3 separate regions of the Homo sapiens genome follow, and all the other regions are linked to region 1. Evidence: chromatin loops called from intact Hi-C (ENCODE). Cell type or tissue: PC-3. All regions are shown on one strand. Each heading gives the region's core, and the rest is flanking DNA. Links, peaks and the distances in the headings are about the cores only. Region 1 has its middle 230 kb from the start of RDUR. Region 2 overlaps NXPE3 (neurexophilin and PC-esterase domain family member 3). Region 3 has its middle 21 kb from the start of NFKBIZ.

The links. A loop is a pair of places that touch in the nucleus more often than their neighbours do. Peaks named below come from ENCODE experiments on the same cell type or tissue, not always from the same donor. Only the 100,000 strongest peaks of a DNase experiment are listed, where the experiment ranks them.
Region 2: it touches region 1 in a loop (5-fold over the local background); 4 of 110 quality-filtered maps call a loop at or near these places.
Region 3: a loop joins it to region 1, with 4 times the contacts of the local background. A loop is called at or near these places in 2 of 110 quality-filtered maps.

The regions. Positions count from the first base shown.
Region 1 is chr3:102,170,973-102,178,360 of GRCh38, forward strand. No RefSeq gene overlaps it. Among named protein-coding and RNA genes, the nearest start is that of RDUR, 230 kb to the left of the region's middle. In PC-3, for the core only: no CTCF peak of the experiment used is centred there; a DNase peak (open chromatin) is centred at 3,529; H3K4me3 peaks cover 291 bases; H3K27ac peaks cover 4,266 bases.
Region 2 is chr3:101,810,557-101,817,944 of GRCh38, forward strand. NXPE3 (neurexophilin and PC-esterase domain family member 3) reads left to right here. Exons shown (of 8, transcript NM_145037.4): 7 at 6,239-6,445. Among named protein-coding and RNA genes, the nearest start is that of NXPE3, 35 kb to the left of the region's middle. In PC-3, for the core only: CTCF peaks have their summits at 3,360 (motif pointing right) and 3,560; no DNase peak of the experiment used is centred there; H3K27ac peaks cover 2,684 bases.
Region 3 is chr3:101,866,803-101,874,190 of GRCh38, forward strand. No RefSeq gene overlaps it. Among named protein-coding and RNA genes, the nearest start is that of NFKBIZ, 21 kb to the left of the region's middle. In PC-3, for the core only: no CTCF peak of the experiment used is centred there; a DNase peak (open chromatin) is centred at 3,499; H3K27ac peaks cover 2,188 bases.

The DNA.
Region 1 (7,388 bases), core at 1,126-6,125:
TTTTTCATAGCTCATTCTGTCTGCTTCCCCACGGACAACCAATATTTTAAGATTGGTGAAGAGCCTCCCTGCTCATGTTTCTGTACACTTACTGTCCATATGTATCTTTATATAAAATACATTTACAGAAATTATTTTATGCTATATTATTTTGCAACATTTTAATATTTTCCAGATCTTTTTATATTGTAGATCTAATTTATTCATTCAAACTACCAGATTATGATTTTAAAGCTCTTAGTAGTTTTCTCTGTTGCTCTAAGGGTAGAGCCATAATTTATCTTTGGGTCAAGATTGTATTTTTCTTTTGGGCAAAACTCTAATGTCCCCTTCCAGTTATCCATAGGTAAATCCAAAATGCCATTCTATATTGCAAAAGTTAGGAATAAAGAAAAATTCAACTGTTCTATTATAGGAACTCTTGACTCTTGTGGGCAGAGTGGCATCCCTACACATTTTATGATTTCATGTTGATTAAGTAGGGGGAGCAATGAAAGGTAATGGTCCCTTTAGGATGCTTCTGTCTATGGGAAGTAACGTGTTGGCAGTAAGCATCAACATTAAGGAGGATGGAGATCAGTTGAGAGACTTCCAGTGAAGAGATATGACCAATTGTCTTTAGGAGGAGAAATAATTAATTCCATTTTAAGCTTTCTGTCTCTGACTCCCCATTTCCCTTTATAATGCCCCAGTCTTCAGTAAAGTATTACTGGACACTGTGGCCTGGACTTTGGAGAGCTGCAGCAGCAGAGATCTGTGGAGCAGCTGCCTGAATTGACAATGGATATCCAACAACCTACACAGAGTTGTGGAACATGTACATGCAATCATTGAAAACCTTAAAAACACCTGGAGAAGGAGCCCTAAAAAGACTGGATATGAATGTTGTGCAAGTAGAATGGGAGATTTTGATTATTGTATTTGGGGAGTAATGGGAAGAACATTGTAGACTTGTAACATACTTAATAAAAGGACAGAAAAATTGATTCACCCCAAAAGTACAAAACAACCATCTCCAAAATTATTCTCATCATTTAATTTCATTTGACAACTTCAGAATGCTTGACGCAATGCTTCAGTTACAGCAGGCATTTCTACAGTGGAATTTTCTGTACAATTATGAAATTAACAATGCTTCCCTCCCTTAATGAGTTCAAGTTCTGGGTAGAGGAAACACATCCATACTCAATAGACATTCATGGCCAACTGAAGATCCCAAATTGTCTTAAAATATATAGTTCAGTGGGAAGAAAGAAATGCTTAATTTCCAAGTATCCTTTAAATTGGAAAATAACATTTTTTTTTTTACTTAAATGAACTATAAGCACTTTGTTCTGAATTCTACAGGAATTGTTTTCTACTAATTAATCTTTAATGTATATGTTTAGTGCCTGTGTTCACATTTTTCAGGATGCTTCTGAGAGTCCTAGAGCCCTGTGAATTTATTACTAAGAAATAACCAAAACAGCCCTCAAAATAGTGGTTTTTATTTTTATTTTAAATCAAATAAAGTGCTCTTTATTAAATGATTTTTAGAATCATTAGTCTCCTTTTTCTTCAAATGTCCATGGTATTCATGTTAATTGAACCAGGTCACTCTTTCTCAATGTTTCTAAAAATTTTCCTCTTAGAGATGAGATGCATGTTTTTCTCAAATGATAGTATGATTTATACTTACAATTACTCACAGAAAATCTGGCTATAGACTCCATTGCCAGATTGTTTATTAATGAGTAGATTTTGAGAAAAGATATTTTATTACCATTTTTATGTCTTAGGGACCTCATCATTGAAGCTAAACTTCTAATCTTCCTTACAACATAAAGATAATTTTACTTATTGGAAGCTTATGTAACCTAAAATTTAGATTTTGACAACTGTCTTGCAGTTTATAAATATTATAATAAAGAAATCTATACCAGGATGGTTTAAACTCTTTAACTTATAAACAATAACTGTGAGAATTCTTGGTATGCTCTAGATGACATTCCAGTTGTTCTTTTATGTTTGTAGATGTAAGTCAAGGATCCCTAAGTTATTCTAAAGTCATGCCCATTGTTCTTTGAGTCTTGGCTTCTGATAATGTCTTGATTTGCTTGAAGTACAGTTGGTTTGTTTATTAACCTCCTTATTGTTAAGATGATTCAATTAAAAATGTCCCAGTCATTTGACAACTTAATCAAATAACTTCAGACAGAGATAACATTATTATGAAAATAACTCAGGGTAATTAAATGTAGAGGGACTGAGTAGCCCCTTCAGATAAAGTCATCGTGGGAGATCTCTGAATAGAGGACATTTCAGCTGGGATCTAAACGTCAAGCATGAGGTGGTCTCTCAAAGAAAAAATGGAAAGAAAAGCATTCCAGGAGGAAGGAAGCAGAAATATAAAGGCCATCAGGTAGGAATAAGCTTTGTTTGCTTGAGGAATGACAAGGAGGCCAGTGAGATGACTAAGGTGGGAGAAGTCGCCAATGCTATATGAAAAGTGGACACGGCCAGATTACACTCAGCCTTGCAAGCTGCGAGGATTATATTATATTATATTATATTATATTATATTATATTATATTATATTATATTATAATTTTAGAGACGGAGTCTCACTCTGTCGCCCAGGCTGGAGTGCAGCGGCGTGATCTCGGCTCACTGCAACCTCCACCTTCCAGGTTCAAGTGATTCTCCTGCCTCAGTCTCCCAAGTAGCTGGGACTACAGGTGCCTGCCACGATGCCCAGCTAATTTTTGTATCTTTAGTAGAGATGGGATTTCACCATGTTGGCAAGGATGGCCTCGATCTCTTGACCTCGTGATTCGCCCACCTCAGCCTCCCAAAGTGCTAGGATTACAATGTGAGCCACTGCGCCTGGCTGGAGTTCTGATTTTATAAGCATGGAATCACATGTCCAAGATATGGTCGAGTGAAAAAACCATGCTTCAAACAGTCTGAATAGAAAGATCCCCTTAATATAAAATTGTATATTCATTTCCATATGTGTCTGTAGGCACGGAGATACATTGGGGCATATGTTCAGAGAAATGCTAACATTGGAAACATCTGAGGGCTGAACTTCAGGTGACAATTATGTTCCTTTTGTATTTTTCTGTACTGTTTGAATTGTTTACCAAAACAACAAAGCCATATCAAATATGCATACATAAAAAATGAGCCACGGTCCTCTTTGACTAAGATTTAATGTTAAGACAATATTGACATTATTGTGGCTTCCAGACTCACACAAGATAGAAAAAAAATGGATTTATAAAGAAAAGTTTGTTGGATTTTATTAATAAATGTAACAGTAAAATAACCTATGCTTTTTGGGGGAGTTTTCAATGATTATGGAAGATACAAAAAGCACCAAAAAACCTAGAGTGCACAGAACATGAACAATCAAGAAAATTCCCTTATTATGTACCAAAATAGAATTCCCCACATATGATTGGTATTTCCCTCAACTTCTGGAAAGCAAAAAATGAATGGGAGGACATTAAGCTGACAGAAGGCAGAAGGTGGAAAAAGGGTAAATAGTATTCACGTTACACATTAATTCAATTACTCATTCCTTTGACAGAGATTTTAAAATAATCTAAATAAACAAGGGTTGCGTGCAAGAAGTCTATTTGAATTAGATTCTCATGGATGTAAAAACAAAACACGACCACAAAGGGAAGCAGGCAGGGCTGAAAGACAGCACAGAGGCTACTAGCTTCATAACAGAATAGTCAGACTTAGGGTTTCCATATTCTACCAAAAAATAAATGAGAAATCTTCTTTTTGCATCTACTTCTCCCATCAAAACCTTTCCATTGCTTTGTTTTATGTCACCTTGTTTTTACTTGTATATATTCACCTTTTGTTACATCCTCATATTTCTGTGGTATCTATGGAGTCCTGTTTCAGAGGATTCACTTGAACCAGCTTTGATTTGCATGTAACTACCTATTGCCATAGTTCCATGGAAAACCACTAGGAGAGTGTTATTATTCCAAAGCTGGATTACTTCCATAAATAATCTAATGAGAGCTTCATTTTTTTCTGCCTATGAAAGCCAGTTGAGTTCCATTCCATTTATGGAAAAAAGGCTTTTCTATTTCTATTCAATTAAGCAAATGGCTGTCTTTTGGCAAGGAAAGAAGAAAAGCATTAATCATTTCCAGTTCACCATATCAGGATGTTTACTCACAAAAGACAAAGATTCAATTATATCTTTCTTATTATGACCTCCAGGTATTTTTCTCAATGTGACAGTTCTATAACTCTTCAGAAGAGGTTATTTATGGATATATCCTACTTAGAAGAATAGAATGTGGGCAATAGCATAAGAACACTTTGGCATCACTTCAGATAACCTGATGCCTGCATTGGTCCATCATGACTGGAGGCATTCGTTTGTAATAATAAATAAAGTCTGATGGTAGTCCTTGAGGATGCCAGTTGCTTTTTACCCTTTCCCCAGTCACCATCCCTCTAAATGTAGTAGACTGTTGCTAGGATTGGATCTTATCTCTGGCCATATTGAAATCTACCCCCCAACTCTTCAAACTTAGCTCTCTTCTTCTATCATGTAGGATTGCACCTGACCTTTTGCCCACCTGGGTTTCATGGGCTTAGACTTCACTATTAATTCTTGCCCGAGTAGCTGCTGGAGTTGGCTTGGCAACCATTGCCAACTGAGTTCCCTCTTAGGCTCTGTCTCAGCAACAGTGTAAGTAGAACTGAGGCTGGTACCTAGACTATGGTGGGCTGATTCGTAGAGGCTGGTTTGGACTGAATGGAGAAGAGGTAAAACTGTGAGAAAGAGAGTGAAAAACATGAAAATCCATGAGTCAATATGTGAGTATGAAGAAGACAAAAGCCCATGTTTGTGAAGAGCTACACTGCTCACCAGTGACTTTCCACAAATACCTGTCCACCTCAGCATTGAGATGAGATAGAATTTTCTCATCCAATGCTGCAGGTGTTAGCTGAGTATGCCTTTTTCTTAGCCAGCTCTGACTACTAGTTAAAAATACTAAAAGGGGCTGTGTTATTTGAAATTATTGTTTAGCATTTCTATTTGCAGAGCCTATTTTAAGGAGGTTAAATCACTTTTTAATTTAACTAGTTAGGCTCCTATTGGATAGTGATGAGGTACCTTGACTACATTCTGGAACTAGGCATAATCTTCAGTAAACTGATATTAATGTATTTTCTTACTTTTAAATTCTTTTCATAAAAAGTTTCTTTATTTAAACACAAACAATGTAACAAAGCTTTTTTAAAAGAAAATATTTAAAGTAATATATATACTTTTAAATATAAAATTGTATACCTTTGTCATTAATTCATAACTTCTGGTAAACACAGCTTAATTTAACCTTGGCTTTATTCTTAGATTTTGATTGAATGCTTCTTTTATCTTACCCCGGATCATTTCATAAAGTTGTTACATAGACTTCTGGGCTTATGCAAGTTATTTTAAAAGCCATTGTAGTCGCTCAGAACTGGCATCACACATTAACTTCCAAATAAGGGATTTTTTTTGATCTGTCTTCTTTCATAAGTTTCTGTTGAAATCTTTCCTTTATATAACAGAAGAACTGAAAAAGGGAGAAAAACATGAAGGTCATTTTATGCTGATAGCACAAAAACTGGGTTTTTATCTAATCATGTGGAAGTGCTTTTCTCTCTGGTGTTAAATAAATGAGAAATATAAAATTTCCATTGATTTATAATTGAAAGCTGGTAGCTATATATTATTCAAAATTCAAAATATACTACAAGTCGTTGCTTTTTTAAAATATTGTTCTTGAAAATGTATTCTCAAGTTGATGGTGTGAATTCAAACAACGCATATGTAAAAATAGAAAAAGAAACAAAAATGCCTAGACTTCCCATTTGGTGGTTAGAACATATCCTTGACCTCTACCACAAATGGGTGTGTCTATCCATACATCACTGGGCCGTTTCAAAGAGTTTCCAGATTAGTTGGGAAGCTTTGTCACTGAATGTAATAAATAAAGCTCATATTTAGAGTTTAGAGTTTTTCTCTTTGCAAATAGCAAAAAAAAAAAAAAAAAAATTAAAAAAATAAAAATAAAAATATAAATAAAAAAATAAATTAAAAAGAAAAAAAAACACCAAACGAACAACCAAACAACGACCCCCCCCCCTCTTTTTTTTATTCACAGGACGACAAAATCCTCATGTAAGAATCTCAGGAACATAAACATAAAGCTCTGCTCATAGGGGCATAGCCAGTTGTTCCTATTGCCCTTTTACTGAAGTGCTGTCATTGTCTGGGGTAAATACCTGAGGTTTATTGCCTCACGCCAAGGAAATCAAAGACGCAGGCACACGAAGTGAGGTTAAGAGTGGAAGATTAACAGGCGAAAGAAAGAATAGCTCTCTCTGCTGCAGAGAGAGGGGTCCCAGAGAAATGGGTTGCCAGTTCTGTGGTGGAATGCAATGGGTTTTATAGATGAGCTTGAGGAGGCGGTGTCTGTTTTACATAGGGCATAAAAAAATTGGCCAGACCAGGTGTGCTATTTGCATAAGGTGCAAAACACTGGTTAGTACAAGGTGTGCCATTTGTAAAGCATGTGATAAAACTGGCCGCCCCACCCTAACCTTTTATCATGCTGATGGGTTCTTTACCTGGCGGGTGCCATGTTGCCTGGTTCTTTACTGTACATGTGGTGACAGAGAAAATGGAAGATGGCACCTCCATGTTGAACATACGTGGCTTCCAGTTAGCCCTTTTCTATTGGCATGGCTGCCAGCATTTACCCATGCCAGCTTTCAGCTTGCTTATCTATGTCTGCAGCTCAATTTTTCAGGCTGCTCTTTGTTAGAAAAGAAATGATTTTGGGGCTGCTTTTTGTTAAAAGGGAAGCCTTGCCCAGGACTCCTTTACCCTCACTATCTGCCTAAATAATTTCTTTCTATCGGCCGGGTGTGGTGGCTCACGCCTGTAATCCCAGCACTTTGGGAGGCCAAGGCTGGCAGATCACGAGGTCAAGAGATCGAGACAATCCCGGCCAACATGGTAAAACCCCATCTCTACTAAAAATACAAAAATTAGCTGGATGTGGTGGCATGCAACTGTAGTCCCAGCTACTCGGGAGGCTGAGGCAGGAGAATCGCTTGAACCTGGGAGGCAGAGGTTGCAGTGAGCCAAGATCGTGCCACTGCACTCCAGCTTGGCGACAGAGAGAGACTCTGTCTCAAAAAAATAAAAATAAAAAAAATTCTATCTTCTGTGTCAGTTCCTTGTGTTGAATACCTAGCATACTGTATCCCTTTATCCAGTTCTAATTTATATATAACCATATACACTTAAAATTATAAAAAATAAATGTTCCAGCTTCTTTTGAGGAGTCCTCTGGATTTCCTTTTTGTCACAC
Region 2 (7,388 bases), core at 1,061-6,060, 360 kb before region 1:
AGGTAGACCTGACCTTAGATCAGATAAGCCCTTAACAGGGGCCATGTTCTTCCTGAAGAAATTCAAAGTGTAAGAAGGATTCCATGTGAGGGAGATTCTTTGTTGTTGGTTTTAAAGATGAAGGGGGCCACATGGCTAGGAATATAGGCAACTTCTAGTAGCTGGAGAGCATCTCCTGGCTGATAACCATCAAGGAAATGGGAAACTCAGTCTTACAACCACAAGTAACTGAATTCTGGCAGCAACTTGAATGAACTTTTTTTGTTGTTTTTTTTTGTTTGTTTGTTTTTGAGACAGAGTCTTGCTCTGTTGCCCAGGCTGGAGTGCAGTGGTGCGATCCTGGCTCACTGCAAACCTCTGCCTCCTGTGTTCAAGCGATTCTCGTGCCTCAGCCTCCCAAGTACCTGGGATTACAGCCACACCTGGCTAATTTTTCTGTTTTTAGTAGAGACGGGGTTTTCACTGTGTTGGCCAGGCTGGTCTCGAACTCCTGAGCTCAAGCGATCTACCCACCTTGCCCTCCCAAAGTGCTGGGATTACATGCGTGAGCCACGCGCCCGGCCTTGAATGACCTTTTTGAAGGCTTTTCTCCAGAGAACACAGCCCTGATAATAGCCTGATTCAACTTGTGAGACTCTGAGGAGAGAACAGAGTTATGCGATGTCCCAAACTCCTGACCTGCAGGTCTGTGGGTTAATAAATGTCTCTTGTTTTTAAGCTACTAAGTTTGTGGTGATGTGTTACACAGCAATAGAAAACTAATAAAATAACTACCATCTAGATCAAGTTATTGAACATTTAGAACATATAGGATGTTTCCAGGACCCTAGCATGCGCTTTACTATTCACACTATTACAGTATTGAATTTTCACAATAACCCTTCAAAATAACTAGTAGTTGACCCATTTTATAGATGATGTGACCAAAGTCCAGAGATTTCACTTATTGTGTCATCGTTTTGAGTCCTTCTTTGTTAGACTCTGAGGGTATAGTTAGGGAATAAGATGAAAATTTAAATGATTTCTGAAGTCTCAAGAGTTGGAAATGTGGAGTCAGACTTAGAGTAGGTCCCGTGACTCTTCATCTAGCATTTTCCCTACTGCCCCTTAACCATGTTTAGGAGGTATGGCCAATGATGTCTTGATGCTTTGGTTTGCCTGCAGTAGTTAATTTTTTTTTTTTTTTTTTTTTTTTGAGAAGGTGTCTCGCTCTGTCGCCCAGGCTGGAGTGCAGTAGTGTGATCTCGGCTCATTAAAACTTCTGCCTCCTGGGTTCAAGCAATTCTTCTGCCTCAGCTTCCCAAGTAGCTACCATTGCAGGCACAATGCCACCATGCCTGGCTAATTTTTGTATTTTTAGTAAAGATGTGGTTTTGTATGTTGGCCAGCCTGGTCTGAAACTCCTGACCTCAAGTGATCCGCCTGCCTTGGCTTCCTAAAGTGTTGGGATTACAGGTGTGAGCCACCACTGTACCTGGCCTGCAGTAGTGAAATTTATCAACCTTCTAGTATACAAATGATGAAGTGAATGATAGTGTTTCATGTTATGCAGTAAAAACGAAACTAGTCATTTTGTGGATGAGACCTCATCTGATGTTGATTTCTAGAAAATGGCAGATAAATGTTATAACAAATGGGACAAAGCTATTTTATTTTTAAAAAATTTAATTATCTGGATGCAGATGTCAAAGGGACAAAGCTATTTTAAAGACAACTACTTTCCAATTACTGGAAAGAATAATTTGATACAGAATATCTTTAATTTCGTTAACCGGGAAAATCAAAGGGCCCATGTTCTGCATATAAAACTACTAACTGATAGCATTTGAGGGAAGGAAGCCTCCTCAATATATCAGCAAAATGTATTTCTTTGTAAGTGGTACCACCTCTACCACTACCTGCCTCTACGCTTATTGAGAAACTTTGCCAAGTCACTCTGTGACTTGCTTTCTTCATCTTTAAAAGGTATTTCGACGGCCGGGCGCAGTGGCTCATGCCTGTAATCCCAGGACTTTGGGAGGCCGAGGCGGGTGGGTCATGAGGTCAGGAGATGAGACCATTCTGGCTAACACGGTGAAACCCCATCTCTACTAAAAATGCAAAAAACTAGCCGGGCGTGGTGGCAGGCGCCTGTAGTCCCAGCTACTCAGGAGGCTGAGGCAGGAGAATGGCGTGAACCCGGGAGGCGGAGGTTGCAGTGAGCCGAGATTGCGCCACTGCACTCCAGTCTGGGTGACAGAGTGAGACTCCGTCTCAAAAAAAAAAAAAAAAAAAAAAAAAAAAAAAGATATTTGGACTAGCTACTCTCTAAGGTCCCATTCAACAGTCTATGAATTTATAGAATTTCTATCTATATAGCATTCTTAGCTTACCTCTGTAAACTGCAGAGGTTTTAGGGGACTAAAATATATAGGAAAGAAAATTAAATTTCCAAGGTTTCATAGGGGGAATTCAAGGAGTAAACTCAAACTCAAGCCATTACAATTACTGTGTAGCTGGGCCCTTCTCATATTCCCAGCACTTGACAGAGTGTTCCTAACCAGCTCAATATACACTATCCTCATTCCTCATCCTGCTGAGGGCTGTCCCTCCCTACTGACCTTATCCCAAGCTTCCTATGCTCATGGCAGTCTCTGGTGCAGGGAATTGGTTGATCCCATTTCTTCTGTCTTGTTTTCCCCCTTATAAACTGTGTACTCCCCTTTGTCCTGCCTTTTACTGTTCTTAATTCTGCAGACAATTCCATACCATAAAATTAATGGACAGGTTTGCTGCACATCTCACCCCGCAGCCCTCCCTGCCCCGCCCCACCTCAATTCACGTTGTGTCCTTTTCGTCCAACTCTTTCTGGATGATTTAGGGAAATTTATCTCTCTGCCTTTTTCTCTTTCGTTTTGTTCCATCTTTGGCCCAGACAGCCCTCATTATGGCTAATGGATTACATGGCGTGACACCCTTTGGAGGAAAATGCAAACCATGGGCTTTAAAGAGAAGCCAAGAAATTTTAGAGATGCAGGGACATTACTTTCAAATAATAAAAAATATCCCTTCTGGTTTTGCCCAAATCTTCATATCTGCTTTTACAACCACCTCTGTTTAAACTTCTTCCTTCACCAGCAATTTTCAAGATAACCATAAAGTTGAGTAATAACTCATTTTTATTTTTTGTTTTAATTATTTTTATTCCATGTGAATAGTACATTAGGGGTTATATTATCTATTTAGGAGACTTTCATATCTCAGTTATCTTACATGAACTGCATTGTGAGTTCCAAGAAACACCATTTAAACAGCCACAGACTTCTTAAAAATCATATTAAAATTGTCAGGAAATGTTTTTGTCCCAGTTGACCATAAGGGGGCAACATAGGTATGTGCATTTCATTTAAAAAATATGATTTTTTTCTCATGTAGCATGCAGCATGTTTAAAGAATTAATGTCAGATTTAGTAATTGATTTGCTTTCCTTAGCTCTGGTAGTAAATATAATTAACATTTGAATGGAAATGGTAATTGTTTCCTGTGTGACATATACTTTTCTTTATAACACATATTTGACACAGAATAACCGAGTCTACCGAATTAACAGTGGTAAAAAATTGTAACATCAAAATAACTTTTAATTCTCATTCTAGTAAATGTTTTCTGTGGGCCCTAGGTGTCGTCTCTGGAGCTCTCTAACTATGCAGCCTCGATGTACTGATATAATGAGGGAGCTTTGCACAAGGTGCAGTAACATATTAAAGCTACACTTGATAACATGTTGAGAAATTATTTTTGAACAAGCCTAGGAAATGTTTACCCTACATGCCCCCGACAATTTTTCTTTGATAATCGCATTTGCCAAATAAAGCTTTTAAAATCAGCGTTCAGTTTCCTTTTCTACTTGGGCTCTGAACCTGCAAAGAATTAGCAGATGCCGAAGAAAAAAAGATTAGATATGCACTCTGTGTCAAATAGAACATCATCTTTGGAGGGATAAAAACCAAAATAATTTGGAGTAACACAGATAATGTCAAGTCAAATAAGCTAAAAGTAGTCACAAATAGGGGAGTCACTTAAATTTAAATTTCTGAGTTGTGTAAGCATTTAGAGTCCAAATTGTGGCTTAATAGGTGACTATAGAATGACTGGACTTTGATAAAGGTTGTGTAAGAAAATGATATAACCTGGTGGTTTCTTGAAGATTGTAGGTTTGAATAATTGTTAGAAATGAATAAATATATACCTTCAAGAAAAAAAAAAAGAAATGGTTAACATCTATAAACATCTGTTTTTGAGAAGTGATCTAGCACACAGTGGTTAAGATCATGGGCTTTGGGCTCACTTGCTTGGGCCAGGTGCTGGCTTTGCTCCTTACTAGCTCAGCTCTGGGACCTTGGTCAAGTTGTTTAGCTGTTCTGAAAGGTAGGGATAGTGATAGGACCTACTTCAAAGAGTTACTGTGAGCATATGAGATAATACGTTTGCTCAGAATAGTGTCTGAGGCAGAGTAAACTTGCAAGAAATATTAGCCATCACAGTCTGTTTTGAAGCATGTAACGTGTGGCATTTTCTACAGGAGGTGTTAGGGCAGAAGGATGTTGACTTTCCCTCTGAAAGGTCGTTTTGCTTGTGTTATCAAGTGTAACTAGGTTACAACCAGGAGGTACACATTGGTGATGTATTTTTAGCATTGTTCATTATATATAAAGACTTTCTGAACCTTTTGTATAATGGAGAATAATCCGTTAGATTGTCTGCCATTAGTTTGTTCTCCATATTAAGTGGTGTTTTTTTGGAATTAAAATTAAAATTTGAAGATGGGATTCATGGATTCTAACTTTGCTTTTAATGGGCTGAAAACAGTGAACTAATACTACTCTGTATGTGTAAAGTATTAGTCTAAGTTGTTACTTGCCTCGCAGGCATGTGGGTGAGAAACTGTTCTCTTCTGGGAGAATGCTGGATAAATGCTTATGTCCACACATTTCCTTTGGTTTTGTCTTCCTTTATATTTGGCTTTGATAAAAACATATGTAATCAGGCTGGGCATGGTGGCTCACGCCTGTAATTCTAGCACTTTGGGAGGTCGAGGCGGGCGGATCACTTGAGATCAGAAGTTTGAGATCAGCCTGGCCAACATAGTGAAACCCCATCTGTACTAAAAGTGCAAAAATTGGCCAGGCGTGGTGGCTCACGCCTGTAATCCCAGCACTTTGGGAGGCCGAGGTGGGTGATCACAACGTCAAGAGATTGAGACCATCTTGGCCAACGTGATGAAACCCTATCTCTACTAAAAATACAAAAATTAACTGGGTGTGGTGGTACACGCCTGTACTCCCAGCTACTCGGGAGGCTGAGGCAGGAGAATCGCTTGAACCCAGGAGGCAGAGGTTGCAGTGAGCTGAGATCATGCCACTGCACTCCAGCCTGGCGACAGAGCGAGACTCTGTCTCGGAAAAAAAAAAAGCAAAACTTAGCCAGGCATGGTAATGCGTGCCTGTAATCCCAGTTACTTGGGAGGCTGAGGCAGGAGAATCACTTGAACCCAGGAGGCGGAGGTTGCAGTGAGCCGAGATTGTGCCACTGCACTCCAGCCTGGGCAAAAAGAGTGAGACTCCATCTCAAAAAAAATGTAAGCAGAGGGAATGCTGAAAGTCCCTCCTTTCCTTTCTGTCCACCAATACCTTCATGCCCATTTCAGATCTTCCCATTTTTGTACAAAGGAAAACCTTTTTTTTTTTTAATTTTACTTTTAAGTTCTGGGATACATGTGCAGAATGTGCAGGTTTATTACATAGGTATACATGTAGTTTGCTGCACCTGTCAACCCATCATCTAGGTTTTAAGCCTTGTATTTGTCCTAATGCTCTCCCTCCCCTTCCCCCCAACCCCCCGACAGGCCACGGTGTGTGATGTTCCTCTCCCTGTGTCCATGTGTTCTCATTGTTCAACTCCTACTTATGAGTGAGAACATGTGGTGTTTGGTTTTCTGTTCCTGTGTTAGTTTGCTGAGAATGATGACTTCCAGCTTCATCCATGTCCCTGCAAAGGACATGAACTCATTCTTTTTTATGGCTGTGGAAAACCTTTTTTTAATCAGGAGAAAAGTCTGGGATTTGAGGTCTGACAGCAGGAAATGTTTCCCACATGCTATCAGGCTAACAAATACATGGGCATAATTGTTTCTTGGGACATTTTTCATCTATTGTTGGAGGAGAATATTAAAATATTTGTTTTTCTTTTTTCTTTGCAGAAACTAACAGTCTAGAACTATCTCAAGGCTCAGGAACTTTTCCTTCTGGGTATTATTATAAAGACCAGTGGAGGCCCAGAAAGTTTAAGATGCGTCAGTTTAATGACCCTGACAACATTACAGAGTGCTTACAAAGAAAAGTGGTGCATTTATTTGGTGACTCAACAATCAGGCAATGGTTTGAATACCTTACTACATTTGTTCCAGGTTGGTACTGTGCCTTTTGTTTCGTAACTCTTTCCCACATCAGCTTTGAAATAAGCAGACTCACTCAGGTGCCTGAAGAAAGGTTATCAGGTGAGGAAACATATATTTCTGTGTAGGACTAAAGAGGTACCCAAACCCTGGAGAGATGTGTGACAGTTTCTGATCAATAGCTGTGTTGTGTTGTACTCATGGAAGCACTGGGTTCTCATTGAGGTTTATGTCACTGATGAGCTGTATGACTTTGGACAAGTCATTTACTTTTTAGGGCTTCATTTCTCCATGTGTGAGATGAGACAGCTGGACCATGTCACTTCACAGGTGTCTTTCCCTTCTAATATTCTGGGTTGTAAAATAGAGGTGGGCATTTCCAGTTGTTTCTCCCCTAGTTCTGTCTCATCCAACTCCAAGTTTATAGTAGCTTTGAGTAGAAGGAAGCAGCCAGACCTATGGTAGTCCATATTGCATCCTTGCAGCAAAGCCATCCCTGTGTCATCCATTGGGCCTACCATTGGTGTGACTCTGAGATGGAGTTGGCTCCTCCTGAGGGAGTCTGGGTAAGTTCCAGCATTCTTAGCTTCTTGATTTCTCTGCTTGGCTCTGGGGCTGTTCTCCAGACTCAGAACAAAACCCCAGTGGTTGGAGGCCCACCCCTTCTTCACAAGGGCATTCTTTTCTTTCTGGAAGGGGTATGGATGAGGTAAGGAAGGAGGGATCCTGAAGGAGCAGAAATAAAGACCCTGCTTACAATTTAGAGAGCTGATAGTTTTGTGGGAACTGTTTTTAATGGCCATGTGTGGGCAAGGCTTTTAATAAAGTAAAGCCTGATGGTTTGTTGTGAGTTGTTTGTGATTGTTTTTATCAGCCTTTTTATTTATTATGTCAACTTAGTTTTATTGATTGATTGATTGAGATGAGGTCTCACTCTCTCACCCAGGCTGGAGTG
Region 3 (7,388 bases), core at 953-5,952, 300 kb before region 1:
AAATTTTTAGCCAGGTGTGGTGGCACATGCCTGTAGTGTCTGCTACTTGGAGGCTGAGGTGGGAGGACTGTTTGGGCCTCCAGTGTTCCGGGCTGCAGTGAGCCATCCATGATCCTGCCAATGTGGTGTAATAAGAAGATGTATAGACAGAAGTTTAATTTACACAGGTTATTAATTTCTATACACATTCTAATCATACAGGCTAATGAGGTACGTCATTTAAAGTGCAGGATTTATAGACAGCTGACAAGTTTTTCTTTTATGACATTATTCTATTTCCCTATCTATATAAATCAATCAGTTTTGTTTCTTCCCTCAGCTAAAGTTATATCAAATTTGTTATCAAGGTCAAAATGTCTATTAATCAGTTAATAGGGTAGCTAAAAAAAGTCTGTTAATTTTTTTTTTTTCTATTTTCTCCGCCACCACCCACATCTAGGTTTTCAAGGCTTTATTCTTGGATTACCACAATAGACAGGAACCTGACTTTTTATTACGGAAACATTCAAACACACATACAAGTAGGCAGAATAGTATATTGAACACATACATCTATCATGAAACTTCATCAATTATAAACATTTTGCCATTTTTGTTTCCTCTTGCCCCCATATTTTGTTCTAGAATAAGTTAAAGCCCACTCCAAGCATTATAGATTGTCAGTAAGAGTCGCTAACAGATAAGTAACTTGTGTCCCCAGTAAATAGCTTTCTAATTATTCTTCCTCCAATCTTCCTGCTTTTCTTACCAATCCCAAAATTTCCACTACTTGGCATACTGTTAAAGAAACAGAGAAAGTTTTTCAAAGGCTCAATGCTGCCTGTTGAATCAGATGCAAACTCTTGTCCTGGTTTACAAAGCTATGTTGACCTTAGCTTGACCCTGCCTGTCTAATCTCATCTCATTTTTCCCCAGTGGGCTATCAGGTGGGTCTCTTCACTGTATCAGCTGATGCTCTGTTTATTCCTGTCTCTTGTCAAGTCCTCACCTCCCCAAATTCTGTGCATCCTAGAAAGCCCTGCTTGGGTGCCACTTTCTCTATTAAGCTTTTTCCAGCTCTTACTGACTGCTCCTTTCCCTGACCTCCTGGGATTAAAACACAATTCCTCTAACTTTCATATCTGGTATTTTCTGTCATATTCCAGACTTAATTATTGCAATCAGGAAAGTGAGCTCTGAATCTGAATTTTCTCTTCCTTGCTTCCTTTTTTCCTTTCTTCCAACCCTTCTCTCTCCTCTCTCCTTCCTTCCTTCCTTCTCTTTCTTTCCTTTCTTTCTGCTCCCCTGTCCCCCTCCCCCTCCCCTTCTTCCCTCCCTCTCCCCTCCCCTCTCTTTGTCACACTCTATCATCCAGGCTGGAGTGCAGTGCATGATCATAGCTCACTGCAGCTTTGACCTCCCGGGGTCAAGTGATTCTCCCTCCTCAGCCTCCTGAGTAGCTGGGACTACAGGTGCACACTACCATGCCCGGCTAATTTATTCTTGTTGTAAAGATGGGGGTCTCACTATATTGCCCAGGCCAGACTCCTGGCCTCAACCAATGCTCCCTTTTCAGCCTCCCAAAGTGCTGAGATTACAGGTGTGTGCCACTGCAGCATTTACTTTTTAAATACAACTTTAAAATGTCTGGGTGAGTGGTATTTTTGAGGACACGAAGAAGGTGAGTGGTGCTGGATAGAATCTAGCATTGGAATCGTAGGCAGAATTCTAAGATGGTCCTAGGGCTATCTTTGCCTCAGATGTTACTCCTGTGATTCTGTTAGGTTACATTGCAAAAGTGATTTTGCAAAGGTAAATAAAGTAATTATTAACCAGCTGACCTTAAGATAGGGAAACTACTCATCTAATCACACGGGCCCTTTAAAAGCGGAGTGTTTTCTTTGGCTGGAGGCAGAAGAGGAAATCTTAGAGATTCCAAGCCTGAGAAGGACTCAACCCACAATTACTGGCTTTGAGGATGGAGCAAGGGGGCAATGAGCCAAGGAATACAGGTATTTTGTAAATATCCAAACAGAAAATGGAATCTCAGGCCTACATCCACAGGGAATTGACTTCTGCCAACAACCTGATTAAGCTTAGAAGCAGATTCTTGCTCAGAGCCTCCAGATAAGAGCCCAGCCCTGCTGACACCTTGAGTTTGGCGTTGTGTTACTTCATGCAGAGTCAAGCCAACCCCGCCCAGACTCTGACCTGCTGAACTGTGAGATAACACATGGGTGGTGTTCTGAGCTGCTAAATTTAGGGGTAATTTGTTACACAGCAATAGAAAGTTAATACAATATATAACACAGGGTTTGAGCTTATAGTGCAATTTTATGCATTTCCTGCTATTTTAATTAAGGCTCCAAATCAGCAAGAGAGGTTTTCCAATAAATGGGGGCACTGGTCTTAGGATGTGTGGTCATTACACAGGCTAGCAGTGTCTTTAGTTTATGATATCTCACTTTTGTCCAGCACTTCCCCATTCCAGATGGGAAAATTTCTTTTTTTCTTTTTCTTTTTTTTTTTTTTTTTGAGACGGCGTCTCGCCCTGTCACTCAGGCTGGAGTGCAGTGACATGATCGCGGCTCACTGCAACCTCCACATCCTGGGTTCAAGCAATTCTTCTGCCTCAGCCTCCCTAGTAGCCGGAACCACACGTGCATGCCACCATGCCCGGCTAATTTTTGTAGTTTTTAGTAGAGATGGTGTTTCATCAAGTTGGCCAGGCTGATCTTGAACTCCTGACCTCGTGATCCACCTGCCTTGGCCTCCCAAAGTGCTGGGATTACAGGCATGAGCCACCGTGCCCGGCCTGGAAAATTTCAAGGAAAGGAAAGTGTAGCTTCCCTATTGCCAGTGTTTTCAAAAGAATCTATAAAAGGGTCCTGGAGCAGGAGAAGGTGATTAGGACAGCATATCTGACCAGTAGTAGCATCAGCTTACTGTGTTGCCAGACTCTAGCCATTTACCTCTACTGTGAGAGGGGGGCATATTTTGTAGGGCAGCGGTCTCCAACCTTTTTGGCCCAGGGACCAGTTTCATGGAAGACAGTTTTTCCATGGATGGGCTGTGGGTGGGTGGATGATTTCAGGATGAAACTGTTCCACCTCAGATCATCAGGCATTAGATTCACATAAGGAGGACACAACCTAGATTCCTTGCATGCACAGTTCACAATAGGGTTCACGGTTCTGTGAGAATCTAATGCCAGAGGCTGATCTGACAGGAGGCAGAGGTCAGGCGGTAATGCTGGCTCGCCCATCGCTGGTACCGGTTCATGGCGCTGGAGTTGGGGAACCCTGCTGTAGGGAAAGAACCCCTTAGCTCTGCAGCAGCCACGATTTCAGATGGTACAACTTGTTTAAAATAAATAGACACACTCACTTCAGAGACTGGTCAAGAAATAGTTGCCGAGAGCTCTTGGAACCAAGATGAGAACTTACATTACAGTTTCTTCTGCAGCCTAGGATCACAGATGACGGGCAGGGGCTTTATTAGTTTAACCGGCATCTATTTCTCCAGTCGTGCACACAGAAATGAATGAATGATTAGACATTCATTTGGGGTGCCTTTGTGTGATTCATAAATAACTTGTTCCTTATAAAATTTATTGCTGAATGACTCATTAAAGAATTATGATGAAGATAATAAGGCTCCTAATTTAAAGGGTTATGCAAGTGTTCTTTTAAAAATCAACTTTGCGAGGTGTAATTAATGCATAAATTTTAAGTGTACAGTTTAACAAATGTATACACCTATGTAACCACCACCCAGTCAAGATACAGAACATTTTTGACATCCCAGAAATTTCCTTCATGCCCCTTTGCAGTCAATCTCTCCTTCCACACAGCTATTGATCTGATTTCTATTATATTATTGTAGATTAGTTTTTGCCTCTTCAAAAACGTCGTATAAATAGAATCATACAGTCTGTACTATTTTCTTATTTTCTGGGTTTCTTTCACTCAGCATGATTTTTTTTTTTTTTTTTTTTTTTGAGACGGAGTCTCGCTCTGTCGCCCAGGCTGGAGTTCAGTGGCGCGATCTCGGCTCACAGCAAGCTCCGCGTCCCGGGTTCACGCCATTTTTCTGCCTCAGCCTCCCGAGTAGCTGGGACTGCAGGCGCCGGCCACCATGCCTGCCTAATTTTTTTTTTTTTTTGTATTTTTAGTAGAGACGGGTTTCACCCTGTTAGCTAGGATGGTCTCTATCTCCTGACCTCGTGATCCACCTGCCTTGGCCTCCCAAAGTGCTGGGATTACAGGCATGAGCTACCGCGCCCGGCCTCTGCATGATATTTTTGAGATTAATCCACATTGGTGCATTGATCACTAAAGTATATTTCTATTGCTGAGTAGAATTCCATTGCACTAATAACACAATTTGTTAACCATTCACATATTAGTGGGCATTTCGATTGTTTCCAGTTTGGGACTATTATTGAATAAAGTTGATATGAACAGTATTTGTGTGGACATATGTTCTCATTTAATTTTAAATTCTTAGGAGTGAAGTACCTGGTTCATATAAGTGTATGTTTAGCCTTAAAAGAAATGGCCAAACTCTGTTTTAAAGTGGTTGTGTCATTTTTCTCTTCTAATAGCAATGCGGGAGAGATTTCTCAATCTTCCCTCAAACTTGGTATTGCCAGTCTTTTTAATAGTAGCCCTTCTAATGCATGTGTAGTATTATCTTATAGATTTAATTTCCGGGGTGACTAATGACGTTGAGCATCTCTTCTTGTGCTTACTTACCATTCATATATCTTGTTAGTGAAGCATCTGTTCAAGCTTTTGTCTGTTAAAATAATTAGCCCCTTATTGAGTTGTAACAGTTTTTTAAAATATATATTCTAGATATAAATGTATTTCAGATATATGTATTATAAGAATTTCTCCCAGTCAGTGGCTTGCCTTTTTATCACTTCTTAAAAAATTATTTTGCCCCATTTTCATTTTCTTCTTCTGGGTCTCTAATTATACTTATTTATACCATTGTCTATTGTCCTGAAGGTCTCTGAGGATCTGTTTATTTTTCTTGAATCTATTTTCTCTCCATCCATTAGCCTGAATATTTTCTATTGGCCTGTTTTCCTGTGTTCAACTTCACTGCCTTTCTTCTACCATCTCTGATCTACTGTGATTTCTTTTTGTCATTGAACTTTTCAGTTTCAGTATTTCTATACAGCTCTTTTTTATAGATTTCATTTCTGTGCTGAGATTTTCTATCTTTTCACTCATTAAACCAGTACTTTGATTCTTTGAACATATATCATTTAATTCTTTGAGCCACATTTATAGGTGCTGCTTTTGAAGTCCTTCCTTATGTCTCAGGCCTGTAATCCCAGCACTTTGGGAGGCTGAGGCAGGCAGATCACCTGAGGTCAGGAGTTCAAGACCAGCCTGAGCAACATAGAGAAACCCTGTCTCTACTAAAAATACAAAATTAGCCTGGCGTGGTGGCAAATGCCTGTAATCCCAGCTACTCGGGAAGCTGAGGCAGGAGAATCACTTGAACCTGGGAGGCGGAGGTTGTGGTGAGCCAAGATTGCGCCATTGTACTCCAGCCTAGGCAATAAGAGCGAAACTTGGTCTCAAAAAAAAAAAAAAATAAAATAAATAAAATAAAATAAAAAAATCAAAGTCCTTTCTTGTCTTCTAAACCCAAGATCTCAGTAATGTTGAGACTGGTATTTTCTCTTTGACTGTGGGTCATGTGGATCATGTTTGCCTGGTTTTTGTTTAATTTCTACCAATTTTTAAATTGTATGCTGGACATTGTTGGTAATACATTGTGTAGACTTTAGGCTCTGGATTTTGTTTTCTTCTTTTGAGAAGTGTTACCCTGTCTTCTATTAGGCAGTTTCATTACCTGCAAATTACCTTGCATTTCTGTAGGCTAGTTTTCGTGCTTTGCTAGGGTACATCTCCGGAAAACTCAATATATTTCCCAAGTTCTTCTATCTTGGCACATTTCGACCTCCAATTCTGCAGATATTTTAAAGGCTTGGTTTTGGCCGGGCACAGTGGCTCATGCCTGTAATCCTAGCACTTTGGGAGGCTGAGGTGGGCGGATCACCTGAGGTCCATGACCAGCCTGGCCAACATGGTGAAATCCTGTCTCTACTAAAAATACAAAAATTAGCCAGGTGTGGTGGTGGGCGCCTGTAATCCCAGCTACTTGGCAGGCTGAGGCAGGATAATTGCCTGAACCTGGGTGGCAGGGGTTGTAGTGAGCCGAGATACCACCATTGCACTCCAGCCTGGGCAAAAGAGTGAGACTCCATCACATAAAAAAAAAAAAAAAAAAAAAAAAAAGACTTGTTTTTTAATTTTGTTAGTGTGGGCCTGGAGTGGACCTTACTCTAAAGCATGGTTCTAATCTCTTCTGGTATCTCAGATGCTTGGTGTGTTAATAAATTAATAATAAGATCTTGTCACTTTGGATTGGCCAAAACTTCAATGTTCTTCAGCACTGTTTAATGTCTACAATTGCTGTTCTGTACTTGTCTCTGCACTAACACTTCTCTATACTTACTATAAGACCCGGGTAGTCTTGACATGGGCACGTGCACCTTAGCCCTGAGTCAAGAATTCATAGAGAATCTTCCATACAACTTCTGGGACCCACCTTCTCACCACCCCCAAAACACCTTTCGTTTTGGTGCCTTGCTCTACAGATTCTTCTGAACTCTTATCTCTGCCTTGTCAGCTCAGCAGAACTACTGTGCTCAGATTGGATTCTAGCTTGCTATGCTGTGGTTGGAAAATTGTACCCTTGCAGAGATCCAGGATAATCATGGGCCTCACCTAATGAATTTCTCCTCTCTCAGAGATCACAGTGTTTAATTTCCTGTTGTCCAATGCTGAAAAACAATTGCCTCATATATTATTTTCCATTTCATTGTTTATGGGTGGAGAGCTAGTCCTATACCAGTTGTTTCATCATAGTTGGAAGTGAAAGTTTGCAAGATGTGTTCTTAAAGATTAAATTATGTAAACAGAAACGGATTTACCAAAGAGGGGGCCCAAAGATTCTGTTTGGGCTGAAAAAGCATTTATAATAGTCATGAGTCCCATCCTATGACTCAGACACTGACTCCATTCATAGGAAGTTAGTATAGTGGAGTAGAGTGTAGTTTCTCTGCGTTATTTCTAAAAATTGAGTCTAACAGCCATCTCCCCTCTCTAGGAAACAAAAAGAAGGTTTCTAAAAATAATAGTAGTAATAATAACTTACTATTATTATATACTTAATGTTCTAGGTTCTGTCTCTAAGGCTTTATATTTATTAACCAATTCTTTATAATAAATCAATTACCAATTAACTACTAGTTAGTACCTGAACATGATTAATTACTAATTAAAAATTCTATTTACAGACCAGCCTGGGCAACGTAGCGAGAT